2 separate regions of the Mus musculus genome follow, and region 2 is linked to region 1. A link is a loop called in an ENCODE intact Hi-C map of the cell type or tissue named here. Cell type or tissue: gastrocnemius. All regions are shown on one strand. Links, peaks and the distances in the headings refer to the core of each region. The heading gives the core; the rest is flanking DNA.

Evidence for each region. Peaks named below come from ENCODE experiments on the same cell type or tissue, not always from the same donor. Only the 100,000 strongest peaks of a DNase experiment are listed, where the experiment ranks them.
Region 2: it touches region 1 in a loop (2.3-fold over the local background); 2 of 42 quality-filtered maps call a loop at or near these places.

The regions. Positions count from the first base shown.
Region 1 is chr3:146,342,105-146,348,327 of GRCm38, forward strand. Gm40167 (a long non-coding RNA gene) reads left to right here and starts at 4,330. Exons shown (of 2, transcript XR_867699.1): 1 at 4,330-6,223. In gastrocnemius, for the core only: a CTCF peak has its summit at 3,264; DNase peaks (open chromatin) are centred at 2,560 and 3,289; H3K4me3 peaks cover 318 bases.
Region 2 is chr3:146,447,292-146,453,514 of GRCm38, forward strand. It overlaps Ctbs (chitobiase), which reads left to right and starts at 3,176. Exons shown (of 7, transcript NM_001293672.1): 1 at 3,176-3,339. The coding sequence starts at 3,211. In gastrocnemius, for the core only: CTCF peaks have their summits at 3,200 and 3,400; a DNase peak (open chromatin) is centred at 3,163; H3K4me3 peaks cover 1,288 bases; H3K27ac peaks cover 1,109 bases.

The DNA of each region.
Region 1 (6,223 bases), core at 2,115-4,614:
TGCAAATGTGAACAGGCTGCACCATGCCTGCTGCCTGAGTGAGTTCAGGAGCTGGAGGGTTGCTGTGTCAAATGGTCTCTGTTTGTAGTTCTGGATGCTGCGAGGTAATAGTGAGCTTTAGTTAATTACACCTCGCATCACCCCCAGGAGGTAGGTAATGATTATAGGCGGACTTGGCTGAAGGAACTCAGAATGTCTTAATAATCACTTAATAGAATCTTATCATGAGAAGCAAATTGCATTAAATGGGCGAATGAAGTTGACTGTGAGAAACGAAGCCAGGAAATAAAATGCTATGGGGGGTTTTATATGGGGAAAATCCAATTAACACCCTTTTAAAAGAGTTGGCCTCATGGCTTTTCCATATCCCGCACTGTGTCTAGCAGAGGGCTACACCCCAAATAAAGACCTCTCTCATTATGAAGGGACTTGTAGGTAAAAATGAAGAATGTGAAGGAAATGCTGGATAGGGGAAGAGGGAAGAAGATCTACAAGTCATTGGACCTTAAAATTCCACTTGGAAACAAAGAACAATGTAACTTCATCATGAAGCCATTTGCACCCTCTTTGCAATGAAACACTGCTTTCTCATTTGATTCTTAAGGCAAAGAGCTATCTTGAGTTAAAAAAAAAAAAAAAACACAAGACATACACTGTGTGTGTTTGACTGTGTCTATCTGGGAAATCCTAGTACTAAAAGAGCCAAGCCTGGGTGATAAAACAGCAAAGTGGCAACTAGATTGGTGGAAAAAGCTCAGGTGAGCACATGGCCCACAGAGGTGCAAGCCAGAGAGAGGTGATACAATGTGTCCAGAGACAATGGCACACAATGGAAGACTGTAACATTGTAGTTACAAAGTGGGATACATAGTAACAGTAGGACAAGGCGAGGTACATTCATTACTTCTGTTGTTGTGAGCAAGTATCTGTCAGAAGCAGCCTCAGGGAGGAAGGGTTGGTGCTGGCTCACAGTTTTGGGGATTCTCAGTCCATCACAGTGGATAAAGCATAGTGACTGTAGTAGCTTGGTCCCTGACAGAGGGTGAAGTGCCCTGTGGCTGGCCATAGCACAGAGCTGGGTGGAAGTGGAGAGTCTAATGAAAACCAGAGTGGTTATCACCTTTCAGGTCCACCCCTATTGACCAACTTCCTACAAATTCCATAGTGTCAAAGGTTCTGGAAATAGCTACAGTAGCTGAGTTCAAGCATGTGAGCGGGTAGGGGACATTTGAGACTCCATAATAACTGAGGGGCTGCTCCTTCCTTAAATAAACTGGTTCTGAGGAATATGCTCAGTGCCACAGCTTTGCTTTAAATCTCCTTGATTATTTACCTTCATTACAAAAATAACTTGTCAATAAAATAAACATGATACACCAAAGTCAACCAGAACTGAAGTCAATGTATCTCAATGAATGTCTATGTGGTTAGAACAGCCATTCTGAAGCTGGGGCACTTCACCCTGGATTTTACATTTTCTCCGTGGGATACGCTTTTATGTATTCTATCCACTACCAAAAATGAGAAGCCCACGAAGTCCACCACAGAATAAAAAACTAGGATTCGCCTCCATCCCTTATGTCCATCATTCAATTCCTTTAAAGGTGGGGCTGGAGGGCAAGGCAACAGAAAGGCTGAGGCAAAGTGCAAACTCTGATGTAGACGCCCCACATGGACCAACAAATGGGAGGGGAGTGTAGGGAGGCCAGGATCCAGTAGAGGGCAGATGTGAGTCAGATTCCAGAAACAGCACATCTCTGTGGACCTAAGACTCAAACTCCAATTCAAGGTAACAGTATAAACTGCACTCTGAAGCGATCCTTAGGTTGAATCATACACACCTAATCATATGTGGCTGAAGTGCACCTCACTATGCATGTTTGTGTGCACACATACGTAATTATTCACCAAACTGCTCCAAGGCAAGCTCCTGACAGGTGAGTGTAAAACGAGAGAGCTGCTTTCACAGTGTACATTCTGAGATGGGGTTTCTTTTCTACCAGACACGCGCTCTAATGAAACAACCGTCACTTACTTGTTATTTTTAAAAAATAAAATCTGAAGTGGGTGGAGTAAAAAAAAATCATACCACTAGTAAAAGAGACATCAGGGCTTTGGGCCTTGCGGGAGGAAGCTTCCAGAAGGCTGAGGCAGCCCACTTGACTGTATGTGAGAAGATGTAGACATCTGGCTTCCTCCCACTCTTTTTTCATTGGATCTCATATCTCTGTAAATCATCAGAAAGCTTTCTGTGGCTTTTTTTTCCCCAGTATTTCCACTATAACACTTCCACCTCTTACAGTGTCCTACATCACACAACATCAACAGTTGATTTCCCAGACCCAGAAGGACCCCTGGTCATTAGCAGAGTGGTCTTTGACAATGTTCCTCCCAACAGCGGGGATGGGCAGCCTTCAGGGGATTCGTGCTAGACTCGTCCTAATTAAGTGCCGAATGCTCTGATTCCTTTGCCCGTAGTTTCTTGTCCTCTGGGGTGAGTAATGATGGGACACAAGTGTGTGCAACAGGCAGTCGGGGGTCACAGTACTGGCACGCAATATGGTGGCAGCAGATCACTGGGTGGACAATGCCAGGAATGCAGGACTTGGCGAAAGCAGTTTCCAGGCCTGAGTGGATTAGAACCTAACTGACTTCCAACTGCTTCTCGGGAACGCTTGGGTACAATGCAGTCACTCTTCCAGAATGTGTGCTCTCTCTCTGAGCAGCACAGCCTCCTGCTGGCTCCCTGGGCAATTTTGACTTTTTTCTTACACTTATTGATTTGCAGAGGTGTAAAAGCCAGACAATTGTGGGAGGCAGCCCTCTTCTACCACGAAGGCTCCAGGGCTGTGTATCTGCCTCACCAGTCCCAGCTGAGGAATTTGAACAATGTTATTTAACAACTTAAAAGGTGAAACAACGTAAATACAATAAATCGAAGGAAGGAAAGCTTTAAAAAAAAAAAGCAACTGCAGATGTAAGCAGGAATTTTTAAAGCATAGAAATCTGAAAATGTAAGATTTCAAAATGGTTGCGGGGTTGTTACCATAGCAACGCCAGTCTGAGCCACAGCATGTTTCCAAATGTCTTTCTCTGTGGGGAGATGTTCGAGGGCAGATTTCAAATTTTTTAATTAAGGAAAAGAATAAAGAATCAAGTTTAATGGGTTAAGAGCCATGCTAGAATGCCAATAACCCTCCCTCCAAGGCCTGAGAAGTCTGGTGAGGAGCGCTTTCTGGGACATGACAATTTCCCAGAACCGCAGCGTGGGGTCGCTGTGGTTCCACCGCTGCCTACGCCTCCGTCTGGCGCCTCAGAGAAAGGGCTTCCCTGCTCCTCCTTTGAGCCGCCCTAACAGTCCTGTCTTTAAACCGCATTTATGACTATTCTGTGCCGAGACTGTGAAAACCTCTTGGGACAGAGTCACAGTGAACAGCAGCCGGTGACGTTCACAGTCTAGAAAGAGAGATAAGTAAATAAATAGAAACATTAAGCTTGTGGTTAGATGTGGATGAAAAGGGAAGGGTGCCATTAGTGATGGAGTCTGCGTTTATACAAGGTGCGGGAAGATCTTCATTATGAATTATTAGGCTGAGACCCGCGGCTGAGCCTAAGGGGTGGAGGGATTGAGCACCAGGCAGAAAAGAAGGCTGTGCGTGTCAGGGCTCATGGAGAAAAAGAAACCTTAGGCTCTGGTCAGATCTCTTTATTTTTAGCTAGAGAGAAGCATGGGATGAGGGGTGGGGCTATTCAATTTGCACAGTTTGTGCTTCACACTACAGAACTGTTCCCCATTTCCTTTGTGAATTGTTTATTATTTGTGGCTTTTGGTGTGTGTAAACATTTTGAAAAGCCTACTTAGTATTATAACAATTTAATACTTTTTATATGGCTGCTGTCACAACACAGATTTAGGCCATGGAGTCTAGCAGCACAGCCACTGCGGGTGAAACAATTTAAAAGTTCGAGGGAAGCAAAGCATTTGGTGTTATGAGAGCAGAGATTTGGGGAGTAGCCTTCTTTGTGGCATTTCCAATTTCTGTTGTCATTACTCTTACATGGCTGCTGCACCAGCAGTCTCTCAGATCCGGAGGCAGGGTAGCCTCACCCGTCTTAATAACATTGATTGGCACAGCAACACAGGAGAGTGTTGGATAAGTGAAAAGGGAATGGGAGAAGGAGGGGGGATGGCTGGCAGGTGGGTGGGGGTAGGGCTAGTTTGATGGATGGATGCTTAGATGGATGGAGGGAGGGAGGGATTATTGAATGGATAAATGGATGGATGGATGGATGGACGGATGGATGGATGGTTGTTTGCATAGAGGGAGGGATGGGTTGGGATGATGGAATGAGGGAATGGTTGAATGGATGGATTGGAGGGAGGGAGGGATGGCTGGCTGAAGTGACAGGCAGAGAAGGTAAGGAGTGTGAAAGTGCCAACTATGTGGCACAGAACACTGGTGACAGATCTTCATCATTCTTCCTTGTACATGTCAAATACTGACGAAGTACCTGCTGTGTGTGAGTCACAGTCACAGTCACAGACAGGGGCGTACAACAGTGAGTAAAACCGTATTGCCCTCATGATGTTTACTGTCAGTGATGGAAACAGATACGAACTGCAACTGATCCCAATTTTAGGAAGTATTATGTATATAAAATGAGGTGTGGATTTAGTGTCGTCAGGGTCGAGAGAGTGTAAGTACTGCAGGTTGGATGAAAAGGTGTCCTGGATGTTGGTGTAAGAATGAAAGGACAAAGGACAAACTTGATCCTGATTCGATCCCAAGGCCAGGGCCAAGAAACAAAATCCCACCAATCCCTGCCTGGGCTTTCCACAGAAACCCACCAATCATTAAACACTAAAACCCACCAGTCCCTGGACAGGAAAACCCACCAATCCTGAGCTCACCCAAGCTCAGGAATTGAAATCTCACCAATCCTCATTCTGGAAACCTTCACCCAGGAAAGCTCCACCCCCACCCCAAATCCTATATATAAATCCTGTGCTCTGCCTAGTTCCCTGCTGTTTCTCTCCCAAGCAGAGGCAGTCTCCCTCCTGGGTTTTTCCCTCCCGACAATCTCTTGTGTGAGGTTTGTTGTACAGCGTGGCTTTATGCTTTATGGTATTCCTTTATGGTGTCTCCGAACTGCTAGGATACCTCTCAGAGCAGAACTTGGATAAGGGAATCCTTCGCCTGCAACTGAAGGAGAGCTGGGACACTTCTATAGGGAAGCCTTTCTGTTCGGAGCCAGGGCACTTAGAGTTGGGAACCAAGAATACCACCAAGTGGCAGGGGGCAACAACCCTCACATAAGAGAGTTGTTGGGAGGGAGAACCCCAGGAGGGAGGCAACCTCTGCTTGGGAGAGAAGCAGCAGACTGCAGTAGACAGGGGTTGTACAGGATTGCTTAGGGGCAGGGCTTTCCAGGGTGGGGAGTGGCAAGAGTTCTAGTTTGACGCTTGGGCCTTTTACTGTATAGGGCAGGAGCTGGGGCTGGCCATTAGGACAGTTAATGTCTGTAAGTGGAACCTGGTGGGTCATGGTCTTCGGGGGAGGGGCCTGGCCACTTATGTGCCTCAAGGGACTTACTGAGATGCAGTCGAAATGTCAGGACTATGCAGAGTGTCATGAAGTTGACTGTGGAGTTTCATCTCCGGAATGGGAGCTTCTCCCGAGGGATGGCAGAGATCCTTCCACTGAGAGCAGGGTGGCACTGTTCCTGATCACACCGTGTTACTGAAAGAGAGAAAGAACACAGGGCTTTCTTGCTCCACACCCTCCCTACAAGCACGGACATCTCCACCATCTCGTCATCCAGACAGCCCAGCTCCTCCTCCGAGCGCCCCAGGCTTCCATGGATCAGTAGTACATCTTGGATGTAGATCCCACCACATTCCCCAAACCTTCCTTCCCAGCAGCCGTCTCAGCTTCCAGTTAGTCTTGAGCTTGCGGCCACTCCTCCCCTCTCCTGCTGCAGGATTTCTCCAACCACACATCACAGTCCATTAGTGAGCGGGTCAGGCCATCAATACAGTGGACGTGAGAAGCCTTTTACAACAGGGCAGACTAGACTGGAAGCTGTTGGATCACACTGTGTGTACGTCTTCAGCGTGAAGGGTGATAGTGGCAGCCCTGTTATGTGAACCTTCTCTCACCCTGGAGACAAGCTCCCTTACCATGGTACATCTGTGGCAATGCTGAACGTTCCTAGAATTGAG
Region 2 (6,223 bases), core at 1,727-4,226, 100 kb after region 1:
GCTAGAGATGAGCTATAAACAGAAGGCTTCTGTCCGCTCTTCAGCCTTGGCATGCTGACCTGGCCATCAGGACGGGCTCAGTCTTGATTGGTTTCCATCAGGTGGAAACAGATTCCTTTTCATGCCAACGAAAGACACGGGCAAATACTATGTTTGCAGATTTGTCAGCCTGTTCTCTAAGCCTCTCAACTTGAAGTCCAGGAAAGGCACAGCGTCTCCAAATCTTTGCATCCAGGATGGACTGACTTAGTAAGAAGCAGTTTTATAGGATGAATCTGTCAAACAGGTTAGGTTTGCAACATTAGTAAAAGGCGAGAATGAGAGTGGGTTTTACATTAACTACCAAACCAACGTAGACAGAGGCTTTTACTCATAGTGGATTTATTATAATCCCACATGGGTAGGACAGGCACAAAGGCGCATCTACTTCTGCAAGTAAGTTATGCAGTATGCTGCATAGACCTGCTCATGCTGGAATGTCTGTAAGTGCCACACACCCTGTCCTTAGAGTCACAATGACCTTAGAGTGGATGATGAGTCAGGATCTAGGGGTGTGAGTTAATTTGTTTAGCTAGAGAGGAAAGATTTAGAAATCAGAGGAGGCAGAAATGTTAGCTGTCTGTTTTCAAATGTGTGAAGAGTACCTTACTCTTACAGAGAGACCTGTTTCCAGAAAGTTCCCCAGATCAAAGGCCAGGAATGAGAAGATAATTTCCAGCCCAAGGTTAAGAAACTATCTGCAATTATTAGTCTTTACAATGCTGGGTTGGTTAGTAAACATTCTGAAAGAGCCACGCAACAGCTGAAACCTATTTCCTTTTGGCTTTTGGTTTTTGTAAGACAGGATCTCACCATGTAGCCCTGGCTGGCCTGGAACTATGTGGACCAGGATGGCCTTGACCTCAGCAGCAATCTGCTTGCCTCTGCTTCCTGAATGCTGGTACTGAGGACATGTGCTACAATTCCTGGCTTTGAAACCTACTCCTTATGGAAGGGAAAGATGGGTGTGAGGTAGGCCGGAGGACCTACTCTTAAATGCCAGGTAAGAATGGCCATGTGATTCCAGAAGGGGATGATGCCCTGTGCTGCAGGCTTTGTGTGAGTCTTAAACTGTCAACCTAATGCTGACAGTTTCCTCTATGTCAGGAAAATAGACTGTAGACTTGCCCAACCCATTGAGATTGCCGAGTGGAGTGGAGGCGCCGTGGCCCGGGGATGCTGTGCAGTTTTACAGGAGCCGACAGATTACTTGCTCAAAGGCCAGATAAGGACGGGCTCTGGGGCAGCTTGAAGACTTCCCCGCCCTGATGGAGAGTGGAGACGACTTGGCATCCATGTTAAGGTTGCTGACGTGGAGCTACATTGTCCAGGGTGAAATCTTAGCTCCACGCCTTACCACTGAGGCACATACCAGGTTTTAGGTGGAAAACCCCTGAAGAACAAGAGTACCTATTAAGGCAAGGTCAGGCCAAACCCCTGCTTCACACTTAGCATCATCAGATCCTCGGAACATCCGCCTGTGGGTCAGCTTCGCTGCCCGTAAGACAAGGCTGAAAAGCACACCTGCTTTACACGGCTCCTACTCTGATTGGACAGTGAGGGTTCAGTCCAGATCAGAGCCTGAGAGGAAAAGTAGCCGAGCAAAAGTCCTTCACCACCACGTTCATCAAGCCTTTAAAGGAGGGACCCTGATAGTGTTAACCGTCAGCCTGATGTTGGGCATGCCTATCTACAATCAAGTTAATTGTGGTGGGGAGACTCTGTCTGCCACTCTGGCTGCACCATTTTCTGAGGTCGTTTCAAGACTGCATTATGAAGAGGAAGGCCAGCTCAACATCTGCATGCATGCCTGCATCCTGTTTTCTGACTGTGACCGGCTGCTTCAAGACCCTGTTGCCGTGACCTCTTTGCCATAGTAGACTGTACCTTGAACTGTGAGCCAGGAAAAAAAGCTATCTTAGTTACTTCTTAATCACAGCCACAGGAAGAGAAACGAAGACAAGAAAGCAAACCTGGTTTCCAGCCTTTCCAGTCTGCCAGGATTAGAAATATATTAATTTGTTCCCGAGTATCCTTTGCTTTCCGCTCTTCTGAGAGAGCTCAGAGAGATCCTTGCTTTGACAACATTTTGGTTCTGGGAAAAGAATTTACATCATTTAAATTTTTATTGGTGTTTAGGGAGTGTACAATAAATTTAAACTCATATGCTATAATGGGTGTTTTAATTGTCATTATGAGTTTAATGACATTCAATTTCCTTTATAGCCATAAAGAGAATTTTTATTCCTGTTGCTACTTAAACAGAAGAATTCCCCAAAGAAAATGCCCAAATCTTCAAAGTGCGTTCTCCTTCCAGCATTCAGTACACGCTGAGCAGAGCAATCCAGGTCACACCCCCAGGACCTGATGACCCTGTTAGAGCCCCCTTCCCTATTCTCATAGCCAAAGGAAAGGCTTTTCTTGAGGTCATATCTCTCAAGCAAAATCACCGCACAGAGTTTATCTTTAAATTCTCTTTATTTAATGCTGGAAAATCACAATACACACTTAACCAAACATCTGGTAAATTGACAATAATATCACCCGTCCATTTTACATTTTAAAAAATACCCTGTGTAGAGACTTGGAAAAGAATGGTCTCAAACCGATTGAAGTTTAAAAAAAGAAAACAGGAGCTCTTGGAGTTTTACAGTGAACGTACTATTTACTACAAGCCAAGCACTGTGCTGAGCTATATTGGCAGGGGTGGGGTGCGGGGAGCAACGCCAAGCAAGAGATTCAAAATCAATTGTAAGATGAATGAGCAGAAAACGTTCAGACCACACAATCATGAAATGGTGTAGAGTGATGTAGAGTGATGGAGAGAATAAAAGTGGTAGAGTTACCTGCGAGTTACCCGGGTCAAGACTGTTTACCTAGCCCTTCCTAGCACTGGAGTGTAAGGAAGACCCCTGTCACATCTTACATTTACTCATAGGTAGTGCCCCCAGCAGCCGGGGTGGGATCCCAGTCAATTGGCTGCAAGTCCCACTTCTCCACAAAGTCCAGCATCAGCCCCGCCTTCTAGGGCCCACCTACCAAGCAGCAGGCTGGGTCGCTCTCCGTTTAGCATCAGGCCACGCCCCTCAGCAGAGACTCCGCCCCGCCTGCCCATAGGACATCAGGGCCCGCCCTTCAAGAGGCGTCATTCCCGCAGCCTCCACCCCAGGCATGGCGCTGTGTGGCCTCCCGGAATTCACTCTGCTGCTGCTGCCGCTGTTGGCACGGCTCTCGGCCGGGGACTGCCCGTGCTCCGAGGCTGCTCTCTGCCAACCGATCCGCCACCGTCCCGACTTCGAGGTCAGCACTCATTTGCCCGTCGGTCTGATACTCAAGGCTGTAGAAGTTGTGCGCTCACTGAGTAGCCTTAACCACCAGAGTCTTCCTCTTTTTAGATTTCCTTCAGAGGTTGGGCAACTTCCCAGGCCGCAGACTGTGTAATGCTCCTGCCTCATCAGATTCCCGAGGCCAGCTCCTCCCGCTAACCGCTCAGCCACCTGCGGGGAGGGTAGGAGAACCGGTTCTCGGTTTCCAAGGCAATGCACATTTAGTAGGAAAGTGTCCACCTCCAAAAGTACATCCGAAAGCAGGATGTTCTGCTAACCTTTGTACTTGGTACGGATTAGTTCTTTCGTTTATGGACAGTCACCCACCCAGGAAAGCGGCAAAAACAGCTATTTGAGTCCATTTTTCTTTAACCCAGCAGAATGGCGTATAAAGCTTACGGACTTACCACGAAGCATTGGTAAAATCGCGTGACCGAAGTTGATGACAGTGGCTGGACCTGGGGGTCAGCGATGTCAGGGGGTCCAGTCTCAAAAAATTTGTACAAAGAAGGAACAGTTGATGGGTCTTAAACTTATATTTGGTTTTGAGACATAGATATTTAAATGCTTGTGTTTGCATACATTGTTTAGAAAAATAGTGACAGTATTTTTGTAGACTGCCTACTGTGGAAACTGGACATTTTTTAAAAAGAAAAATTTAGGTGCATTAACGTTTCTTTGAGCAAGGGTCACTAGTAGCACTCAGATCATTAAGATCAGAAATTAAAGTTTTGGGAGAGAAAGAATTAGCTGTTTGGCAATGGATAGCTGTTACTTTTAGTTTCTGGTCCGGTGGATCTTTCCTACTGTGGTAGTTTGAATGGGAATGGCCCTCATGGAGTCATGTGTTTACATGCTTGTCCCATAGGAAGTGACACATTAACAGGTGTGGCCTTGTTGGAGGAAGTGTGTCACTGTGGGGATGGGCTTTGAGGTCTCCCATGCTCAAGCTCGGTCTAGAGTGGCTCAGTCTTTGCCCTGCTGCTTAGAACTCTGAGCTCCCTCGCCAGCATCACGGCTGCCTGGATGCTGCCATGATGATAAGGATTAAACCTCGGAACTGTAAGCCAACTCCAATGAAATGTTTTCCTTTATAAGTTTTGCAGTCATGGTGCTAATTCACAGCCAAAGAAGCCCTAAGACACCTGCTTAGAGATTAGCTGACTGGTTCTGATTGGCTAACTAGGAACTCAAGGGACTTGCTCAGCTGTTTCAGCCTAAAGCCCCTCCCCTCAATTAAGTGGTTTTATAACAATCTGATTTATTGCGGCACTCAACACTTAGTGGGTGATATAGTATTTGTGAGAATTTGTCATTACATGCTAAGAAAATTATACTCATCCATAAACTCGTAGTAAATGAGGCCTCACTAGCCTTTTGCTTCTTGAAATGAGAAGAGTGTAGATTATAAGAGTCTCCTTCCCCACTACATATATTTGTGTGGCAGAATTACAGGGGACTGACCTATGCTTTGAGAATGAACCCGTTTGTACTGGCAAATTTTATGCCAATTTGACACAAGCTAGAGTCACCAGGGAGGAGGAATCAATTAAGAAAATGCCCCCATCCAATCTGGCCATAGGTTAGCCTATAGGACATCTCCTGAATTAGTGATTGGTGGAGGAGGACCCAGCCTATTATGGGTGGTGCCTTTCCTGAACAGGCAGTCCTGGGTTCCATGGCGGTAAGGAGACTTTTTCCCTGACCTCTGCATCAGCTCCTGCCTCCAGGTTCCCACCCTGTTTGAGTTCCTTTGACGATGAACAGTGTGATATGGAAATATAAGCCGAATAAACCCTTTCCTCCCCAAGTTGCTTTGGTCAGTGTTTCATCACAGTTAATAGTCACTAAGATACCATTCCCCACCATGGACATCTGACACCCCTCCCTTTGTGTTCTCAAGATTGAGAGTAGTTGCTATTAGATCACAGGCCCTACCTAGTTGGGTTTTGTTTTGTTTTTAACAAGTTGAGTCTTAAATATGAGAATTAAAACACTGAGCTATCCAGTTTCACATTCTGTGTGTAGTAACTTTATTAAATGGTTGCTTGACAGAAAAAAATGAACTGCGCATAGTTAATTCGGAAAGGTAAAGGCATGCGAATATTCAATGACAGCCTTAACAATTATGGTTGTTGCTCTGCACAGCCCTTACTGGTCCATTCTCCTGTGGGCCCCTACATCTCTATTTTCAGTGCCAGTATAATGTGCCACCCCTTCTTGAAACTCTAATGGAACTCCAGAAAAATGAACAATTCTGTGGTCCTCAAATACTGCTTGAGAATACCACCTAGTTAATTTTATATTGTTCCTTTCTCTTTCAGCATTTCTGTGTCGTAGCTACCTTTTCAGGTCCAGAATCTCAGAACTCTTTTTAGTTGTGGGGAACCTGAGTTGTAGGAACTTTGTTCTAATCTGCAAATGCCCACTCGCCTGTAGGCTATCTTCTTTTGTCATCCTCCAGAATGCAGAGGTCCCCTCCCATGAAGCCATCGTGGATGGTTTCTTTCACCACCTAGATAGCAGATTCCTTGGACGTGGAATCAAGGCCCCTACATTTCCTTCCAGGCCTTGATGCTACTGTCATTTCCTAATGGATCTTGGTATTTGTTAACCTCTGTGCCTCTAGCGCCTAGCAAAACACCTCTCCTACATTTTCATTAAGGTTAGCTCTCTCCATAAATGAATACCGTCAGGTAGAAGGAACATGGCCAGTGAAGCTTTTGTGCTTCTAGGATCATCTCTGAGGGAGAAACACTGGAGGGACATTAGCTACTTTAAACTTGGACTTGACTACTCTTCTAAGTCGGCTTCATTCAAAAGCACACGTAGCAACTTAAGCAGTGTCCATGGCTCCA